2 separate regions of the Homo sapiens genome follow, and region 2 is linked to region 1. The links are chromatin contacts, found by Hi-C or POLR2A ChIA-PET in ENCODE. All regions are on one chromosome and are shown on one strand. Each heading gives the region's core, a stretch centred on a gene start or an enhancer-like site at or near the end of the contact. The rest is flanking DNA. Distances are from core to core; before and after follow the strand shown. Region 1 holds the start of KCNN3 (potassium calcium-activated channel subfamily N member 3). Region 2 holds the start of CKS1B (CDC28 protein kinase regulatory subunit 1B).

Region 1 (3,744 bases), core at 490-2,989:
AGGAAAATGGAGTGGAGCAGGGAGGGGAGGAAAGAAGGGGAAGTCGCAGGAACTGGCAAACACATGAAGGCGGAGTGTAATTAATTGGTGCGTTAAGCTGCTGGGTTATGCTTTAGTACGAGTGAGCCAGGAGGAAAAGCGATTTCTCAGAAGGGATTATTGAATCCTCCCTAACAGAGAGTCTGCAAATTAGACACAGTGTGTGGGGATGTCCCCTACCCCCCAGAGGAAGCTAGGAATGAATTCTCCCGGGATCAAGAAGGAAAACCACGGGAAGTTAGAGTGTTGAATATAACTGAGCAAGCGCCTCTCACCACCACCACCACCTCTCTCTCCCAGTCTCCCTCCCAATCTCTCAATCTCTCTCTCTCTCTCTCTCTCTCTCTCTCTCTCTCAATCTCTCTCTCTCACAATCCCCCTCTCTCAATCCCTCTCTTGCTACCTACATATTCCTTTTGTTCAAGGTATAAAGAGAAACCACAGCCCCTACCTTTGAGTACAAACCCCAAGAGAGCTCGGTCTCTATCACCATAACAACAATTCCAAACATCCCAAAAATCAGAGCATAGTCACTCAGTCGCTTTCTCTTTTCAAACAGGGCCCTCCTGTGTCCCAGCTTATAGCCAATGTTTTGGTTTTTCCGCTTGTTGGCTTTGGGGAAGGTGGTGCTGCTGGCGGTGGTGCCGGCATGCTGGTGGTTGTGGGTGGCATTAGGGTGATGGAGCAGGGTCTGGTGGGCATGGTTGTCCTCCCGGGAGGAGATGACGATCTCCGGGGGGTTGCTAGGGCTGAAAAGCTGGAGGGGTTGGCCCTCAGTCTCGGCCTCGATGAGGTTCCTCCGGGAGGCGCTGAGGCGGCTGAGGGGCTTCATGACCCCACCGCTATACTTGCAGGAGCTCATGGCGATCTCCGTGAAGGGGTTGCTGTCCCGCCGGTGCACCAGGGGGCTGGCCTGTCGGTGCCGGCTGCCTCCGCCAGGCCCACTTGTAGCTGTGGAACTTGGAGAGTGGCCAAGCAAGTGGTCATTGAGATTGAGCTGGCTGCCTTGCCTGGAGGAAGGGTGGAGGATGGCGGTGGAGTTGGACGAAGGGGGGGCCCTGAAAGCGGTGGGAGAGGAGTGCAGCAGGCCAGGGTGGACGGGCTGGCTCTGGAGTTGGGCGAGCTGAGACAGGGGATGCGGTGGCTGCTGCTGCTGCTGCTGCTGCTGCTGCTGCTGCTGCTGCTGAAGCTGCGGAGGCTGAGGCTGCAGCGAGGGTCCCAGGGGCTGCTGGGGGGCTGCTGGTGGCGCTGGCGGTGGTGGCTGCTGCTGCTGTTGCTGCTGCTGCTGCTGCTGCTGCTCATCCCCAGAGGATGGACAGGGGCACTTGGGGTCTTCATCCAAGTCCCCCACCCCCGAGTCATGGAAGTGCCCAGAAGTGTCCATCTTGGGGCCTGGCTGTATTCCCTGCAGCACAAGCCCCCACCCCAAAGCCACCCTCGCTCCAAAGATGTCCTCAAAGAAAGCCAGGCATCCAATCTCCCCCACCAGTATCTTGGCTCCAGTCCTCTCTTTGGCTTGCTTCGGTTCTCTGGGGCTGCCTGGAGTCCAGACGCTGCCACTCAAGAATGCATTGTATTGGGCAGGGAGGGAGAGCAGGAGGGGAGCTTGGAGAAAGAAGAGGGGGTGAAAGAACTCTCTCAGGAGGTGGTCCTCTAGGAGCGTGTGAGGCCAGGCTCAGCTTCACTCCTCGCTGGCTCAATAGCTTCGCTCGCCTCCTCCTGCCACTGTTACATTGTAAGCCAAGCCCACTTATTAGCAGCTGGTCTCATTGGCTTGGCTTAACTCTCCAACCTCCTCCTAGCTCCGCCCCCCGCATAGGCTCCTCCCCAGAGGAGGGGCCTGGCGTCCTGGGCTCCGGCCCCAGTGGCGGCGCAGCGAGGACTGGGAACTGTAGTTTTTGCTCCCCCACCCCGGAGCTGAGCCGCTGTCCTCTTTCCTCTGACAGGTATGGCCACAACCCTTAAGCCCACGGCGATAAGGGATGTTCGCTCACGCTGGGCGATGGGGAGGAGGGACAGAGGGCCTCCGAAGGAGGGGAGGTGTGCACCCTGATGAGGGGGCAGACGGAGGGGAAGGCAAACATTTATTAACCACCAGGGTTTACGATAGGTTGTTTCACATATATTATCCGGATACAGTCTCCAAACACCCAAGGAGGTGGGCAGTATGGTCTCATTTACAAAGCCTGATGCTTAGAGGTGTTGAGTAACAACGTCAAGGTCACAGAAGCAGGGGGGATCCACACCTTCTAACACCCGGTGGATAAACTCACCTACCATTGACTGAGTGCCTACGCCTCGTGTTCAGGGTCCTCTCTGTTATTTCCAACCCTCACATCAACCCCACAAAAATGATGTCATCACTCTCCTTTTACAGATGAAAATTGGAAGAAGAAGAAGAAGAAGGAGAAGGAGAAGAAGGAGAGAAAGGAAAGTGGAAAAAACACTCAAACGCTCAAACATAGATATGTAACTTGTCAGATGTCATCCCGCTTGTAATTAAAGATGCTGGGATTTGAACTTAGTCAGTCTGACCCCACAGATCAGATACTTTCTCCCAGGATGCATTTCCACTATGATATTCAGTACAAAGTGGTTGTTCAATAAATATTGTTCAAATGTTAGTTGGGGAAAACAAAAGAGAAGCTGCTGAGGAAGAACTGGCCTCTCCAAAGCAGGGTGTGTGAAGTGGACCATGGCTCCAGCCCCTTCCCTAACAGCTGGGTGTGTAGTCACAGGGGGATCTGGCAGGAAGACTGAAGATTCCCCCATGGTCATTCCCTGCCTGATTTGCCCCATGGGGCTCTGAGAGTCAGAACTAGGAACAGCTGCTGGCTTCCCAGGTTCAGAACCATCATCATCAAGTATTTATTAAGCCCCCACTGTGTGCAGAGGGGGTTCCAAAGGATGGGACCAGAGCTGAATTCATTTTCATTTCTAACCACAGCAGCCTTAGGAATCAGAAAGGAAGTCACCATGAGGGAATTCCCCAGAACACCTGGGGTTTTAAAAGGCAGGCCTCTTCCTCTCTGGCTCTTGATTCCCCATCACCCTTTGGCCTCTGTCCAGCTCCCTCCCTCGATGGGAAGAGGAAAGGGTAGGAGATCCATGCACACATACACAGACACACATCCAGAAAACATGTAAGCAGGTGGACATATGTGCACATGTGTACATGGTTGTGTGCACACACTAGCCCATGCATGCACACATGCACACATATACACATAGGAAGCTCCTAAAACAGCATTCCTGACTGGTAAGCAGCAAGTGTCCAGATCAGGGAGGGACAGAGCCCCCCCAAAATGAGCCCAGAGTCCCCTCTGTATATCAGTTCTCACCTCTCCAATCCCCCATTAACCCTGATGATTGAGAGCTAAATATTACTTGTAATACAAGCCACGACCCCAGATACGTGACAATTACTCTTGCACAATAATCTTGATTCTGGCCAGGCATGGTGGCTCATGCCTATAATCCCAGCACTTTGGGAGCCCAAGGCAGGAGGGTTGATTGAAGTCAGGAGTTCGAGACCAGCCTGGACAACATAGCAAGACCCAGACTCTACAAAATTTTTTAAATTAGCTGGACATGGTGGCGAGTGCCTGTAGTCCAGCTACCCAGGAGGCTGAGGGAGGAGGACTGCTTGAGCCCAAGAGTTTGAGGCTGCAGTGAGCTGTGATAGCGCCACTGCACTTCAACCTG
Region 2 (3,827 bases), core at 16-2,515, 100 kb after region 1:
CAGGAGAATCACTTGAACTCAGGAGGCGGAGGTTGCAGTGAGCCGAGATCGCACCATTGCACTCCAGCCTGGACGATAAGAGCGAAACTCCGTCTTAAAAAAAAAAAAAAAAAAAAAAAAGATAGAAAGGAAAACGGAAAACGGCTGCCTTTAATCTCACTCCTTACAGCCAGAGATGGGAACTTTGACTTCCCACCTGGGGGAGCACGAGAGTGCTCGGAAAACTGATCCCAAGGCCCAAAAAGAGAAAGGACAGGAAAATATAAGCAGGTGGAGTTTCAGGGATTGACGACAAGGCTTTTCAGCTGATGACCCAGGTCCCACAAAGATAAAGCTCCTAAGGGGGCGTGGTCCCCTAAGGACGCGAACTTCAGACTTCTGGGCGGGGAGGCTTTCTGGACAGTCAGACGTGGATTACGGAGGGGGCGTGGCTTCGGAGGGGCGGAGCTTCAACAAATTCGAATCGTTCTTTGAAGAGCAGGGTTTTGCCCTTTTGGGAGATAGGCCTTTTGACAGGAGTTAGCCGAGGATCGTTGCTAGGAGGCGGAGTTTCGGAGAATGGAAGGAGTAACGAAGGGTTTCTCGTAGTAGGGCTTGGAACGTGTCGGGGGGTGGGGACTTCCAGAAAAACTGGGCGACAGGGTGGGGTCGGAGACAAAAAATAAAAATCAAGTCGGGGTTCGGGGGAGCCCCCTGAAGTTGGGAGGTGGGACTTCCGGGGAGAGGGGTCTCAGGGGCGGGACTTATAAATGAAGACCGGAAGTGGGGTCCCGGGAGAGGGGTTCCGGGGTGAAAGAGTGAGTCACCTAAGGAGAAAAAAGTCAAGACTCACCAGGGCCTCATGGAGTCTCCGCACCGCACCGCGGGCCGATTTGGTGCCGGATCACGCCACTGCCAGCTTAGGTTACCGCTCCAACTTTCTCCCCGGGCCCTGCCTCCCTGGAGAAACTTTATTACACTCACTTCCGGCCTCACTAACCCCTGACCCTCTACCTCAGGGTCCCTCCTTCACGCTTCCCACTTTCCCGAGTTAGCCAATGGCAGCGCGAGATCGCGCACAAAGGCAGTGGTGGCCAATAAGACGCCTACTTTTGACCCACGCTCGTTCTTGAGAAGCGTGAGAACTGCCCTCCAATAAGGATCCGAAGAGAAGTAAATCTAAGCCAATCGGAGGCTTGAAAGTAGAGGTGTCCCGCCTCGAGCCAAACGGACCAATAGGAAGTGCGGGCGGCGTGTTTGAAAGCGAGGCCAAAGTGGGTGGGAGCGCGTGCTGTTGGGAGTTGCTTGGAGGTTGGCGGCGCGGGGCTGAAGGCTAGCAAACCGAGCGATCATGTCGCACAAACAAATTTACTATTCGGACAAATACGACGACGAGGAGTTTGAGTATCGGTTAGTGCTGGCGCGGGAGCAATAGCGAGGGTCGTGAGCTTTGGCCGCTGAGGGCACAAGGAATTAGTAACAGGAACTGAGGCGATAGAATTGGCGCATGCGTACGAGGTGCGAACGGGCAATGGTGTGATATTGTGGAAGGCGTAAGGCGCATGCGCGGAGGTGGGAGGCGCTCGTAAAACAAAGTGGTTGCGAATTTGGAGTCGCCTCTCAGTAGAGAGGAGAGAGGGGTGGGCGTGGTTAGGGTACTGACCACCCTCACCCATGAGGCTTTCTGGATCATTCTCTGAACTTTATCGGGCAAACTTAACTTGCCTTGTAGAGACTGTTTCACAGTAATCTTGTCGAATCCAGTGGGAGAACGTAGCAAAAGCGGAGCTGGAAGTTTCCTGGCGTCCCTAACAGGAGAGTAGCGCTGAGAGAGTTGAATATTGCTTATTAACTCGTGAAAAAGACAAGGGGCGTGGTTGTCTGGCTTGTGTAAGGAAGGGGATCGCTTGGGACTGCAATGGAATAAAACTGGCTAGGAGCATTGAGAAAATACTTAATATGGGTCTAATAGATGCCCTTTAAATATCAAAGGGAACAGTTACGGAATACTTAACAGGTTTCAGGTGTTCTGCTAAAGTGCAAGGATAACACATGGTCTCTGCTGTTCACAAATTTAAAAATCTGTGGGTGGTACCGACAGACACCAGAAAGGTGACACACGCTATGCAAGGAGCCATTACAGGGTGTGATGGGAGCACACAAGACTTGCTAAGGAGAGGGAACTGGCGACCCGAAGGCTGCGGCTTCCTAGCTGTGAGCGGGGGTTGAGGTGGGGCTAGAAAGTCAGTCCCCTACTTTTGCTAACTCCAGGACGCTCCCCCATCCCACGCTTCGAGAACGCCCCCCGCCCCGCCACCGCCTTGGAGGCTGACCTCTTACTTTCGGTCGGTCTTCTTCCCTGGGCTTGGTTTGGGGGCGGGGGAGTGTCCTAAGGGCCAATTCAGCGTGATGTCTCTTTCACCACCATTGAAAACGAAACCAGTAGTAAACTACGCGTGTTTTCATTTATATGTCGGAGATAAAAACACAGGGACAGAAAGAGGGGAACAACAGACATTGGGGCCTGCTTGAGGGAGGAGGGTGGGAGGAGGTAGAGGTTCAGGAAAAAAAAAAACTGTCGGGTACTATGCTTAGTACCTGGGTGATGAAATAACCTGTACACCGAACCCCCGAGTCAGGATTTTACCTATATAACAAACCTGCACATGTACCCTTGAACATGAAACTTAAAATACTGAGAGGAAAAACGGAAGAGGGAATGTTGGGGAAAGCTTCCTAGAGGGCAGAGCCTGAGATGAGACTCTAAGAAAAAGGTATGTGGGAGGAAGCACCTCTTGACTGAAATTGTTTAGAAGACACTGGATAGCCATCTGCCAAGGATGGTGATGATGGAATCCTGGCACTGGATGTGGCATTCGGGCTTGATAAATTTTAAGTGCATAATCTAGATTGGGAATAAGGGAAGACACAGGATTCCACAAATGTTGGCATTATGCTAATCTGTATTAATTGTAATAATTAAGACCACTTCCTGGTTTGTATCTTGTCTCCTCAGTTGGAGAACATAAAATGAAAACTTGCTTTTCTTGTGTCTCTTCACCCAGCCTAGTTCAGGGCTTTGGGTCTTCCAGAGAACTCGATGTGCATTGACAAATACATAATCATCTTTATGCCAAGACGGCTCCAGACCCTCCTTTAATTAACTTTCTTTTCCTCAGCTGTTTTCCTCTACATCTGAACTAAACTAACTTAAAACTGTATGTGCTTATAAGAGATTTGTGGAGCTGGGAAGGAATCACCATTTCATCCCCTGGAAGATGAAACTCTTGGCAGTGGCACTTTGGTTTAAGAGGGGTTTTTTGGTGTATGTATTGAAGCCAAATTTCGTGCCAGGGTGGTGTTAGAATGTGAGCTATTTTCATTATATTTGGACTAGAATTTTTTCTTTTAGGAGAATGGTGGGGAATCACTGTTACTAGCACAGAGGGAGAACTTAGTACATTTTCATTGAGCATGACGAAGACTATGTGGATTAGTTTGATTCACATCAGGGTAATAATTTTTTTGCTATGAAGGGAGACTTATCCTTGGTTAGAAAAGCACGGAATTTACCCAGAAAGTCTCAAGGTACATCCCTCCAGAGTTAGGAAAATAAGATTCAGGATAGATTTAATTTTTTTTTTAAGAGACAAGGTCTTGCTTTGTTGCCCAGACTGGAGTGCAGTGGCTATTCACAGGCACAACCATTGTGCATTGCAGCCCTTTCTTTTTTCTTATTTTTTTTCTCTTTTTTTGAGACGGAATCTCACTCTATCGCCCAGATCTCAGCTCACTGCAACCTCCGCCTCCTGGATTCAAGGGATTCTCTCCTGCCTCAACCTCCCAAA

The links. Hi-C counts contacts between places; a loop is a spot of excess contacts on that map. ChIA-PET counts read pairs that join two places held with the same protein, here RNA polymerase II (POLR2A). Pooled maps may share reads with other maps.
Region 2: a pooled map shows a loop between it and region 1 (7-fold over the local background). The contact joins the promoter of CKS1B here to the promoter of KCNN3 in region 1. A Hi-C loop is called at or near these places in 5 of 37 single-sample maps with no recorded cell type and 6 of 50 pooled maps. POLR2A ChIA-PET finds 5 or more read pairs at or near these places in 9 of 52 experiments (GM10248, GM12878, HEK293T and 5 more).

The regions. Positions count from the first base shown.
Region 1 is chr1:154,868,542-154,872,285 of GRCh38, forward strand. It overlaps KCNN3 (potassium calcium-activated channel subfamily N member 3), which reads right to left and starts at 1,740. Exons shown (of 8, transcript NM_002249.6): 1 at 491-1,740. The coding sequence starts at 1,423. RefSeq lists enhancers at 1-83, 1,491-2,447, 1,520-1,609.
Region 2 is chr1:154,973,416-154,977,242 of GRCh38, forward strand. CKS1B (CDC28 protein kinase regulatory subunit 1B) reads left to right here and starts at 1,266. Exons shown (of 3, transcript NM_001826.3): 1 at 1,266-1,389. The coding sequence starts at 1,331. It overlaps MIR4258 (microRNA 4258), which reads left to right and starts at 2,278; the gene lies at 2,278-2,368. It also overlaps a transcript of SHC1 not described here. RefSeq lists enhancers at 762-911, 1,362-1,511, 1,612-1,671 and a silencer at 1,002-1,091.